2 separate regions of the Homo sapiens genome follow, and region 1 is linked to region 2. The links are chromatin contacts, found by Hi-C in ENCODE. All regions are on one chromosome and are shown on one strand. The core of a region is the stretch at or near the end of the contact, and the rest is flanking DNA. Distances in the headings are between cores, read along the strand shown. Region 1 holds the start of ASCL2 (achaete-scute family bHLH transcription factor 2). Region 2 overlaps TRPM5 (transient receptor potential cation channel subfamily M member 5).

The links. Hi-C counts contacts between places; a loop is a spot of excess contacts on that map. Pooled maps may share reads with other maps.
Region 1: a map of naive thymus-derived CD4-positive, alpha-beta T cell shows a loop between it and region 2 (23-fold over the local background). The contact joins the promoter of ASCL2 here to the enhancer-like site in region 2. A Hi-C loop is called at or near these places in 1 of 168 maps with a recorded cell type or tissue (naive thymus-derived CD4-positive, alpha-beta T cell), 1 of 37 single-sample maps with no recorded cell type and 7 of 50 pooled maps.

Annotation. Positions count from the first base shown.
Region 1 is chr11:2,266,735-2,272,299 of GRCh38, reverse strand. ASCL2 (achaete-scute family bHLH transcription factor 2) reads left to right here and starts at 1,712. Exons shown (of 2, transcript NM_005170.3): 1 at 1,712-2,567; 2 at 3,174-3,802. The coding sequence starts at 1,968. The coding sequence ends at 2,549.
Region 2 is chr11:2,418,057-2,424,060 of GRCh38, reverse strand. It overlaps TRPM5 (transient receptor potential cation channel subfamily M member 5), which reads left to right. Exons shown (of 29, transcript NM_014555.4): 5 at 556-718; 6 at 1,011-1,141; 7 at 1,740-1,920; 8 at 2,863-3,029; 9 at 3,656-3,839; 10 at 5,470-5,534; 11 at 5,703-5,894. The coding sequence starts at 1,025. Among named protein-coding and RNA genes, the nearest start is that of TSSC4, 20 kb to the right of the region's middle. Within about 2 kb of position 3,885, at least 2 of the 41 ENCODE cell types and tissues checked have a DNase peak (open chromatin) inside an H3K27ac peak, as active enhancers do.

The DNA of each region.
Region 1 (5,565 bases), core at 463-2,962, 150 kb after region 2:
GACCGCAGACCACCAGCTCCCAGGCAGGTGCTACTCTTCCGGCCCCTCCCAAGGCAGGAGGGCCAGGCGTACTCGAGACACAGGTGTGCTGGGGGCCCAGGTGGGCCAGCCAGCAGCATCCTGCAGGGTAATGGGAGCAGGTGGGCACCCCGAGGCTGGCAGTAAACACTGGCTATCTGCCCCCAGGCTCCCAGGAGGGGTCTTGGGCCTCACCTCCTCCGGCCGGAACAGGAAAGCAGCTCCAGGCAGCTGGGTCCACAAAAATCTCCGTTCCCTGAGGTCTCAGAGGCAGTGGCCCAGGAGCATCTGGTCACCTTCGGGAAAAACCGGCTTGGCAAAGGCTCCCCCGAGGGCACGCGTTTCCCGGACAGTGAGGCAGGACCTAAACTCTTCCGTTAACACTACATTTTTCGCATTTCTGCAGTGTTTGCACTCTCAGGCCCCACCATTTCCCCGCATCTCTTAGGGAGAAGTTCTCGACGTCCCACCTCCCCTGGAAGGGTGCTGCTCCCAGAGACCTTCAGGCCAATGGCCCAATCTCAGTGCCCTCAGGGGAGAGGGGGGTGCAGAAAAACAGCCTGGGTCACAAAAGAGGTGCGAGGGCTGTGAGATCCCGGAGGCACCGACGGGAAGCGAGACGGAGAACAGGAGGGCAGGACGGGCTGGAGGTGGGGGATACTGCAGATGGAGGGAGCCACGGTGGGGGAGGGCGTGGACCTGACCGTCCTGGCACAAGGCGGTCGGGTGCAGACCTCCAGGCCCTCCGGGTTAAGGTGCCGCCCAGAGCCCTCAGGCCGGGGGCGCACGGAAACCACAGGCAGGGTGCGCGTGGAGGGACGGGGAAAGCGGGGCGGGTTGGGGAAGGCGCCCCGGGAACCTGAACCTCCCACCCCGCCTCAGTCTCGACCACTCCTTAAGCCCCACCCCGCCCCAGGTAAGGCGCAGTCCACCCCCATTCCCAGTAGATTAACGCACAGGTGGGGGCGCGCTCGGGACATAGCTGCGCTAGGGGACAGCGCGCCCAGCCCAGTCGCGGGGGCGAGGAGCAGGGCGGGGCCCAGCAGGAACCCAGCTTTGTTAGCGATGCTCCCCGTGAGCCACGCGCCACGCGTACGCGCTTCCTCAATGGGGCCGGGCGTGGAGCCGCGCCCTGCGCGATTGGCCAAACGGGTGGCCCACGATTGGCTGAGACCCTGGCCCCCGCCTCCTCGGCCCCAGGAGGGTGGGGCGTGGGTGTGGGCTGCGCGGCGCGTGCTGCCCCCGGGGATCTTGCGCGCCTCCCGAACAGCCGTGTTGTCGCCAGGGCCGCGCCTTCCCTCCCACAGCGCGCGCTGCGCGTGCGAAGGTCTGGCGGCTCTTGGGACTGGCGGGGCTGCGCGCGGGGTTAGGGTGGGGGTACGGGAAGGCTCAACCCAGGACCTGCGTACCTTGCTTTGGGGGCGCACTAAGCACCTGCCGGGAGCAGGGGGCGCACCGGGAACTCGCAGATTTCGCCAGTTGGGCGCACTGGGGATCTGTGGACTGCGTCCGGGGGATGGGCTAGGGGGACATGCGCACGCTTTGGGCCTTACAGAATGTGATCGCGCGAGGGGGAGGGCGAAGCGTGGCGGGAGGGCGAGGCGAAGGAAGGAGGGCGTGAGAAAGGCGACGGCGGCGGCGCGGAGGAGGGTTATCTATACATTTAAAAACCAGCCGCCTGCGCCGCGCCTGCGGAGACCTGGGAGAGTCCGGCCGCACGCGCGGGACACGAGCGTCCCACGCTCCCTGGCGCGTACGGCCTGCCACCACTAGGCCTCCTATCCCCGGGCTCCAGACGACCTAGGACGCGTGCCCTGGGGAGTTGCCTGGCGGCGCCGTGCCAGAAGCCCCCTTGGGGCGCCACAGTTTTCCCCGTCGCCTCCGGTTCCTCTGCCTGCACCTTCCTGCGGCGCGCCGGGACCTGGAGCGGGCGGGTGGATGCAGGCGCGATGGACGGCGGCACACTGCCCAGGTCCGCGCCCCCTGCGCCCCCCGTCCCTGTCGGCTGCGCTGCCCGGCGGAGACCCGCGTCCCCGGAACTGTTGCGCTGCAGCCGGCGGCGGCGACCGGCCACCGCAGAGACCGGAGGCGGCGCAGCGGCCGTAGCGCGGCGCAATGAGCGCGAGCGCAACCGCGTGAAGCTGGTGAACTTGGGCTTCCAGGCGCTGCGGCAGCACGTGCCGCACGGCGGCGCCAGCAAGAAGCTGAGCAAGGTGGAGACGCTGCGCTCAGCCGTGGAGTACATCCGCGCGCTGCAGCGCCTGCTGGCCGAGCACGACGCCGTGCGCAACGCGCTGGCGGGAGGGCTGAGGCCGCAGGCCGTGCGGCCGTCTGCGCCCCGCGGGCCGCCAGGGACCACCCCGGTCGCCGCCTCGCCCTCCCGCGCTTCTTCGTCCCCGGGCCGCGGGGGCAGCTCGGAGCCCGGCTCCCCGCGTTCCGCCTACTCGTCGGACGACAGCGGCTGCGAAGGCGCGCTGAGTCCTGCGGAGCGCGAGCTACTCGACTTCTCCAGCTGGTTAGGGGGCTACTGAGCGCCCTCGACCTATGAGGTAACAGCCGGGAGGCAGGGAGGAGGGAGGGCCGGGGGCCGGGGTGGAGGGACGGGGTGGGCAGGCCCGGCGGGTCGCGCCCCCAGGAGCCCGCGGAGCCGAGCGCCAGGCCCGAGCGATGGCTTCGATTTCGCTCACTCTTCATTTCCCCCAAAGTTTTTCAAGCCCGTGCAAGACCGGCGTTTGTTTGTCCGGGATTGCAAAACTTCCCCTCGCGGCTCAGCCGCCGACGAGGGAGGGGTAGACGAGGGGAGGGGAGCGGCCGTCGGGCCGTTGAGGTCTCTAGTGCTGGCGGATCCTGGGGCAGATTGGGGTGCTGGAGGCGGGGTGACTTTGCATTGCAAATCGCGCTCCCGGGCCGGGGCGGCAGAAATGAGTCGGCGGGCGCGGAGCCCTGACTCACCGCGGCTCCGAGCGCCCGCCCCGCCCCCGCCGTGTCTCAGACCGAGTCGCGGCACCCACGGACTCAAGACTCCAAAACCAACCGAGCAAACGAAACTGCCGACTTCGCTTGGGGGAGGTGCGGGCAGGGCCGGCCCGGGCGGGGTCTGCCCCGGGCCCGCGCCCGCGTTGACGCGCGTTTGGTTCCCCACCTTCCCCCCGCAGCCTCAGCCCCGGAAGCCGAGCGAGCGGCCGGCGCGCTCATCGCCGGGGAGCCCGCCAGGTGGACCGGCCCGCGCTCCGCCCCCAGCGAGCCGGGGACCCACCCACCACCCCCCGCACCGCCGACGCCGCCTCGTTCGTCCGGCCCAGCCTGACCAATGCCGCGGTGGAAACGGGCTTGGAGCTGGCCCCATAAGGGCTGGCGGCTTCCTCCGACGCCGCCCCTCCCCACAGCTTCTCGACTGCAGTGGGGCGGGGGGCACCAACACTTGGAGATTTTTCCGGAGGGGAGAGGATTTTCTAAGGGCACAGAGAATCCATTTTCTACACATTAACTTGAGCTGCTGGAGGGACACTGCTGGCAAACGGAGACCTATTTTTGTACAAAGAACCCTTGACCTGGGGCGTAATAAAGATGACCTGGACCCCTGCCCCCACTATCTGGAGTTTTCCATGCTGGCCAAGATCTGGACACGAGCAGTCCCTGAGGGGCGGGGTCCCTGGCGTGAGGCCCCCGTGACAGCCCACCCTGGGGTGGGTTTGTGGGCACTGCTGCTCTGCTAGGGAGAAGCCTGTGTGGGGCACACCTCTTCAAGGGAGCGTGAACTTTATAAATAAATCAGTTCTGTTTACCAGTGGCTCCTATCACCTACACTTCCCAGGTGACGGCCAGACTTCCGTGGTCACTACTCCTCAAACCCTGCTGCCTCCTCCGTAGGGTGGGTCTGGGTGAGATCTGGAGTGCAGCCAGGCCGTTGATAGCGGAGCCATTGGGACACCTTGTGAGGCTGGGGGCATCCTCCAGGAGGTGGTGGGCTGGTGGGTTGTCCAGACAGGGCTACTCGCTGGCTTGGAAGCTGCAGGCTGGAGGCTGCTGACCCATCCCGAGGGCTGGGGTAAGTGCTGGGTGTGGGGCTAGGCTGAGGTGGTCTGACCAGAGAGCACCGGCTGTGGGGCTGAGGGCATGGGCTCCTGCGCAGGCCACCACGCTCAGATCTCCACTAACGTGGCAGCTGGGCAGCCCAGGGCAAGTGGGTTAACTTGCAAATGGGTTTGACCAGACCCACCTCAACGGCCTCTGGGAGGAGTTAGTGAGAGGTGCCTGGAGGCTGCCCTCTCGCTAGCTTTGGGTTTTGCCCGCACTGGGGAGGCCCTGCAGGTCTCCGCTCACCTGAATTCTAAGAGCGGCTCTTGAAAGGAACAAGGAAGGCTTGGAAGCTTTGCGCCAGGCTCCCCGCAGCCGGAGAGCTGGCACTGGGATATTACACGGCTATACCTTTGACTCAGGGCCTAGGAGGCTTTGATGTCTCACTGTACCGAAAGCTGCCTTTTAGTGTCCTGGTGGGGGAGGGGTTGTGGGGCTCCCCCGGTTTCTTTAGGGCGCAGAGGCACCCCTTCCTTCAGAAAGGAGTGGTTGGGACAGAGCCGTGGGAGCCCTGCGAGGTGGGAGCAGCTGGTGTTGTCCCAGAGTGGGTGGCTCCTGAATAACCACGGCAACAGGACACCCAGGCTACCGGGATGCCTGGGTCTCAAACGTCAGGCTGGCCAGGTCCCTTCTTATCAGAGGAGCTCAGGGCTCCTCTCTCGCCAGCTGCAGCCTCAGTCCAGGTGGGGGCTCCTCAGCAGCCAAGGTCAAAGCCGAGTCTGTAGCGGGGGTCAAAGGGGTCAGCTGGTCTGATGAGGACCAGGCTCAACTGGGGTCAGTGGACCAGCTGTGGCTTGGGGCTGCAGGGCTCAGGGAACTGGCCTTGGCCAAGGGACAGGAGGGGGCACATTGCCGTGGTCACCCAGGGAGGGACATCCCACAGGCTTCTCCCAGAATCCACACCCGGGTCGGTGGCCTCCCTGAGCCCTCCCCAGGACTCCACACCTTGACCTCAAGGAAAGGCCCACAGCTGCCAGGACCACAGGGGGCTGTTGGGTGGGTGAAGAGGGTAGGGGGGAAACGATGGAAGGCCAGGGCAGAGGAAACGACTGCCACCCACTGGCGTGAAGCGGACAAAACTCTGCAGAGGGTAAGTAGTGCTGCCATTTTTGTTTTCCCATTTTCCCATTTTTCATTTTATTATGGAAAATTTCAAACATACACAAAAGCACCGAGGCCTTTGTTGAGCAGTCTCTGTGCCAGGACTTAGGGTGCATCCGTGTGCCACACAAGCCCGTGCTCGTGGAGCCTGGGTCCTAGCAGTGGACACAGGATCCAACCGTTGTACAGTCTGGCCGGTGGAGGACGCACTGGGCTCCAGGGCAGCCCTGGGAAGCCTCCAGCACCAGTTTCAAGGCCCTTCCTGCCCCATCCATCCCCCACGCCATCCCTGCGTTGCTTTGAAGCAAATCCCAGACTTTGAATCCTTTCACCCGTCATGTTTCACGTGTGCCTCTAAAGGAAACCGCA
Region 2 (6,004 bases), core at 2,636-5,135:
ACGGAGACCTCTGCCCAGCGGCCTGTGACCCGACGCGTGGTTCCAGGAGGGCAGACAGAGGAGCAGGTGCCCTCGGCCTGCCAGGGCTTGTCCTCAAGCACCAGCTTCCAATATTGAGTTTTCAGAGGAGCAATCGGAGGGAGGTGGGACCAAGCCAGACCGAGGTCAGCCAGGCTGGGGCTGGGCAGCTGACAGATGAGGCTGTGGGCAGGGGCGGAGCCAGGGCGCTGAGGGGCCAGTGCCGATCCTTGGATCCCTGCCACATAGAGAGGGGCTGAGATGCCCGACCTCACCGGGCAGCTGGGAGACATGAGCCCCATGAGGGTTGAGGGAATAGGGCTGAGGCGCACGCGGCCTCTTCTACCCCCGCTTGCTGATGTGGGAGCGCCACGGGAATAGCTCTGCTGCTGATGCTGTGTGGGCCGGGGCAAGGCCTCCTCTCTCTGTGTGTCCTGGGCCTCCTGGACCTCCTGGGCAAGGAAGGTGGTCTCTCGTCCACACCGCCTCCTGCACTTGAGCTGAGGGCACCTGTCTCACCTTTTCACCTCTACCCAGGTGCACCCAGGGTCTCCACATCCCTGTCCTGGGAGCGGGTGGGCTGTGTGGCCAGGGGACTGCAAGGCCTCTGCTGAGTCTTTCGGAGTTTCCAGGTCATCCCCACAAAAGGCCTCTGGAGAAATGTCTGCAGGTGTGGCCAACCTGAGGTGCCCTGAGTGGGGTGAGTAGAGGAACCAGGCGCTGACAGCGGAGCCCCACACATCCCATCCTCACCTGGGAAGGAGCTTGGTTGGGGCGGTGCTACAGCGAGTGTCGGAGCTGCAGGGGGTCGCTGGGCAGGGCCTGGCTGGAGAGAAGGTCCCTGGGGCAGAGATGCCTGGGGGCAGTCCCCAGGTCTCCTTGTGCATGTTGGCTGGAGAGGGGCTTCCCAGGGGAAAGCAGAGCCAGCCCCCTGAGGGGAGGGAGGTGGGGATGGGCCTTCTCAGCCCTCAAGGGCCAGGGTATCCCTGCAGCTCTAGAGGCCACCATGCAGGATGTCCAAGGCCCCCGTCCCGGAAGCCCCGGGGATGCTGAAGACCGGCGGGAGCTGGGCTTGCACAGGGGCGAGGTCAACTTTGGAGGGTCTGGGAAGAAGCGAGGCAAGGTAAGGGCAGGCCCCAGGCCTCAGGTGATGTCCGCCTTGACCTGGAACCCATGAGGCCCCATTTCCTTCCCTGGAAGCTGAGTGCCAGGGTCCTCCTCACCCCTGGGGTCTGCTCCCCTGGGGCCATATTCAGAGCCCCCAGACAGGCAGAGTTCCAGAGCTGGAAGGAGTGGCTCTGGCCGGCCTCCTACCTCCCTGCAATAACCGGGACCCCTGAAGTCCCCCCGAGAGATTTGGAGGTGCAAGGTCAAGTGCATCCAGGGCCCCACCTCTGTCCAGCGCCCTCGGCTCACTGAGGGGGATGCCAGCCCAGAGAGGGGTCAGGACTGCCCAGGTCACACAGCAGGTCAAGGGAGGACTGGCCCTGTCCCAGAAGGGATATTGGGGGCCACTCTCCTCCTGCTACCTGCCCCCAATGCCCAGCACCTCCCCGGTACCCCCTGTGTCCAGCCCCCTTGATGCCCAGCACCTCCCAGTGCCCAGTGTCCCCCCATGCTCAGCACCTCCCCAGTGCCCCCTTGTGTCCAGCCCCCCCCAATGCCCAGCAGCTCCCATGCCCCGTGCCCCGAAAGCCCTGAGCTGCAGACCTGCCTTGCAGTTTGTACGGGTGCCGAGCGGAGTGGCCCCGTCTGTGCTCTTTGACCTGCTGCTTGCTGAGTGGCACCTGCCGGCCCCCAACCTGGTGGTGTCCCTGGTGGGTGAGGAGCAGCCTTTCGCCATGAAGTCCTGGCTGCGGGATGTGCTGCGCAAGGGGCTGGTGAAGGCGGCTCAGAGCACAGGTGAGGCCCCACCCGGCACAGGCAGCGCTCCCACCCCACAGGGCAGCCCGACCCCCTGACTGTCCCCGCAACCCGGCACAGGCAGTGCTCCCACCCCACAGGGCAGCCAGACCCCCTGACTGTCCCCCCACCCGGCACAGGCAATGCTCCCACCCCACACGGCAGCCAGACCCCCTGACTCTCCAGGCCATCACGAGAACATTTCCCGAAACTCTCAGCCCGTCCTCTGCAGTACCCACAGGTGCAGCAGTGCCTACGTACTGGACCAGGACCTCCCCCAGCTGGGCCTGGCCCTTCCTTAGAGCTGCCCCCTCCACTAGCAGGGCCCATGGGCCGCCATGAGATGTCCCTGCTCCCACTCACCTGGGACCAGAGCACCCGGGTGTATACAGGGTGGGACCCCTTGGGGAAGCAGTCGGGCCGCCAGCTGCAGGGGCCAGAGTCCAATGGCTGGGCTGTTTTTTGAGGCAGCTTGGCCTATACAACACCCAGGAGAAAAGGACTTGAGGTTTCAGGATCCCTCACTAAATGACTGTGGCAAACCCAAAGAGATCTTCCAGCCAGACAAGGGCCGAGGGCTTTGTCATTTGGGAAAACATCCTGGGATTCTCACCCAGCAGAGGCAGCTGGACAGAGTTGTGTCGGATGTGTCCCGGAGGGAGCACGGTGGGGGGACTGGACCCCAGTTTGTGCGCTCCAGGTGGGGTGGGGGTGCCACTTCACAGGTTCTGGGCCCAGCCAGTTCTGCTGCTGAGCAGCCTTGGGTGGGTGCCTTGCCCTCTCTGGGCCTCGGCTTCCCCACCCCACCGTGAGGCATTCCCCAGCACCCACCCCTGGCTCCCAGGTAACTGGCTGCTGATTGGGCCTAGGGGTTAGGGCGTGGGGCCAGCTAGGGAAGACCTGGGGCGTGCGGCACAACGAGGCCCTCTTCCATCCCCACAGGAGCCTGGATCCTGACCAGTGCCCTCCGCGTGGGCCTGGCCAGGCATGTCGGGCAGGCCGTGCGCGACCACTCGCTGGCCAGCACGTCCACCAAGGTCCGTGTGGTTGCTGTCGGCATGGCCTCGCTGGGCCGCGTCCTGCACCGCCGCATTCTGGAGGAGGCCCAGGTGCACGTCCAGCTCCCAGCACCACGACCGCTGGGGGCCTGGAGGCAGGGGCTCAGAAGGGTTTGGGCAGCGGGCAGAGCTCTGGGAGGACAGGACTCGAGCTGGAGGAAGAGCAGGGAGCGGGCAGAGCCAGCACACGGCCGGCAGGTGGCAGTACCGCATAGGGAACGGCCAGCGTAGACTGTGGCGCGGGCCCTCACCCCCTCCTGTACCACACGGGCCCAGGCCCCGAGCCCTTTCCAAGCCTGGGCAAGCAGCTTCCGTCCCCCATGCTGGGGTCTGTCTAAGGCACTACCGAGGGAGGCCCGGGCAGCCCCTGGTGGATGTTTGGACGCCAGCCCTAGAGTCGGGAAGGAGGTGCTCCCGGCAGCCTGGGCTGTCTCCATGGTTCTGTCTAAAAGAACCCGCTCCCCACCGCCCCTGCCCCTGACTGTCGAAGGAGGGTCCCCGGGCCCCAGCTGTTCGTCCCTCCTTTTGTCTGAAGGGTGGGGAAACCAAGGCTCGGGCAGAAGCCTTGTGCGGGGCCCCATGGCGTGGTGTGCACGGCCTGGCAGGGAGGATCCCGCAGCGGGACCAGCCCAAGCTGCCTCTCGAGGGCTCAGCCTCGTCTCCCTGCATGGGCGCAGGAGGATTTTCCTGTCCACTACCCTGAGGATGACGGCGGCAGCCAGGGCCCCCTCTGTTCACTGGACAGCAACCTCTCCCACTTCATCCTGGTGGAGCCAGGCCCCCCGGGGAAGGGCGATGGGCTGACGGAGCTGCGGCTGAGGCTGGAGAAGCACATCTCGGAGCAGAGGGCGGGCTACGGGGGTGAGACCCGCCCCAGCCACCCAGGGAAGCCTTGGGACCCAGTGGGGATCCAGGGACCCGCCTGTGGGAGAGTGGGGGTGACCGCCAGGGAGAAGGGGGAGGGCTTCCCAGGCAGAACGCACCCCGCATGCCTGAGCACCGAGACCTGGGCCGTGGGGGCCTGGGCCGTGGGGGCCTGGGAGGAGGAGCTGTCTGGGCAGAGTGGTGAAGGAGGCACAGCTGGACAGAGTGGCTCTGACTGGACAGTGACATTCCCACCAGAGCAGGTGCAGTTCTGTTTTCACTGGGCCTTGCCGTGGTCAGAGGCTCCGGGACTCTAAGAGGCAAAATGAGATCGTGAGTTGAAAGAGGGCTACTTCCCGCCGCCAGGCGTGAGGTATGCTGCCGCCAGAGGGCAGCGTCACCCGAGAAATGGGCACCTCTGGCCAGTCGCACGTTCAAAAGCTGGACTTACTAAGAAAACGCTAGTGTGTAAATAATATTCATAAACAAAGCATATAATTATTTATAACATCTATGAACAATATACAATATTTAGAAACAGAATTGTAATTTCTTGGCAAGGCCAACTGAGCCCTCTGTTTTTTTTTTTTTTTTTTGAGGCAGAATCTCACTCTGTCCCCCATCCCCCAGGCTGGAGTGCAGGAGTGCAATCTCGGCTCACTGCAGCCTCCACCTCCCAGGTTCCAACAATTCTCCTGCCTCAGCCTCCCGGGTAGCTGGGATTATAGGCATGTGCCACCATGCCCGGCTCTTTTTTTTTTTTTTTTTTTCCCAGTAGAGACGGGGTTGCACCATGTTGGCCAGGCTGGTCTTGAACTCCTGATCTCAGGTGATCTGCCTGCTTTGGCCTCCCAAAGTGCTGGGATTACAGGCATGAGCCACTGTGCCCGGTCAACTGAGCACTCTTTAGAATTGAAAACACAAAGTCTCGTCAAACTCTAGGGACACAGGCGGAGGGTCTGGCTCTGCTCTGCGGAAGCCCTGCTGGCCCGGGCACCGTTTGGCCAGGCCTGATTTATCCTCCAGATTCAATCAGGAGGCACCTTTCAAAGTCAGGGGCCCGCCTGCGAGCCCAGTTCCCTGTGGGTGATTCTAAGGCACCTCCAGGCAGTTCACTCCCTCACAGAAGACAGGGGCAGGTCCAGGCCTCTCTGGGGGCTTCACATATAGACATCTCATTTCCAGCTTCTGTTTGGGGGAGAAACCTGAAGACTCCCTCCTGTACCTCTTCAGTTTGCTGAGTGGTCAGGCGCAGCCCACCCAGCAGAGCTCCCTCGATGGTCGAGATGCTGCCTCTGCCATGCTCAGCATGAGCGCGTGCAGTGTGGCAGTGCACCTGTAGGGCTGGGTGCTCCGTTTCTTCCACGTCACTTTGTGTTTTAACAGCCATATGCCAGCTGTTGCCACAAAGTGCGCGTGCTGGGTAGTGTAGGTTAGCATTGGAGCCCTCGGCCCTCATATGGCAGGGGCTGTAATAAGCAGCCTGTGTCACGTGGCCCAGACGAAGCCCACACTTTATTCGGAAGAGCCAGCTTTTGGCCAGAAAATGTGGTGGCCTGAGAGCCTGAGATCCGGGTGGTCACCCCAGGCGGAGGGTCCTCAGGCCTCACGGGTGCCCTGTCCACAGGCACTGGCAGCATCGAGATCCCTGTCCTCTGCTTGCTGGTCAATGGTGATCCCAACACCTTGGAGGTAGGGGCCTGGCTGAGGCCCCCTGGCTGGCCGAAGCCTTGTGGAGGGGTGCGGTGGGTTCTGGGCACCCCTGGGACAGGGCTGAAGGGATGGGGGCACCCCTGACACCTGCATCCAGATGTCGTCGGGCTAATCTGGGGTCCGCTCTCCCCTCCCTCCCCGTCTCAGAGGATCTCCAGGGCCGTGGAGCAGGCTGCCCCGTGGCTGATCCTGGTAGGCTCGGGGGGCATCGCCGATGTGCTTGCTGCCCTAGTGAACCAGCCCCACCTCCTGGTGCCCAAGGTGGCCGAGAAGCAGTTTAAGGAGAAGTTCCCCAGCAAGCATTTCTCTTGGGAGGACATCGTGCGCTGGACCAAGCTGGTATGTGCTGCCCCCTCCCCTGTCCTCCCGACCCCTCCTCCGGGGGTGGGGCTGGTCCTCTGGGAGAGTTCCTGCAATGCAGCCTCCAGCCCACTCCTCCCACCTCAGGC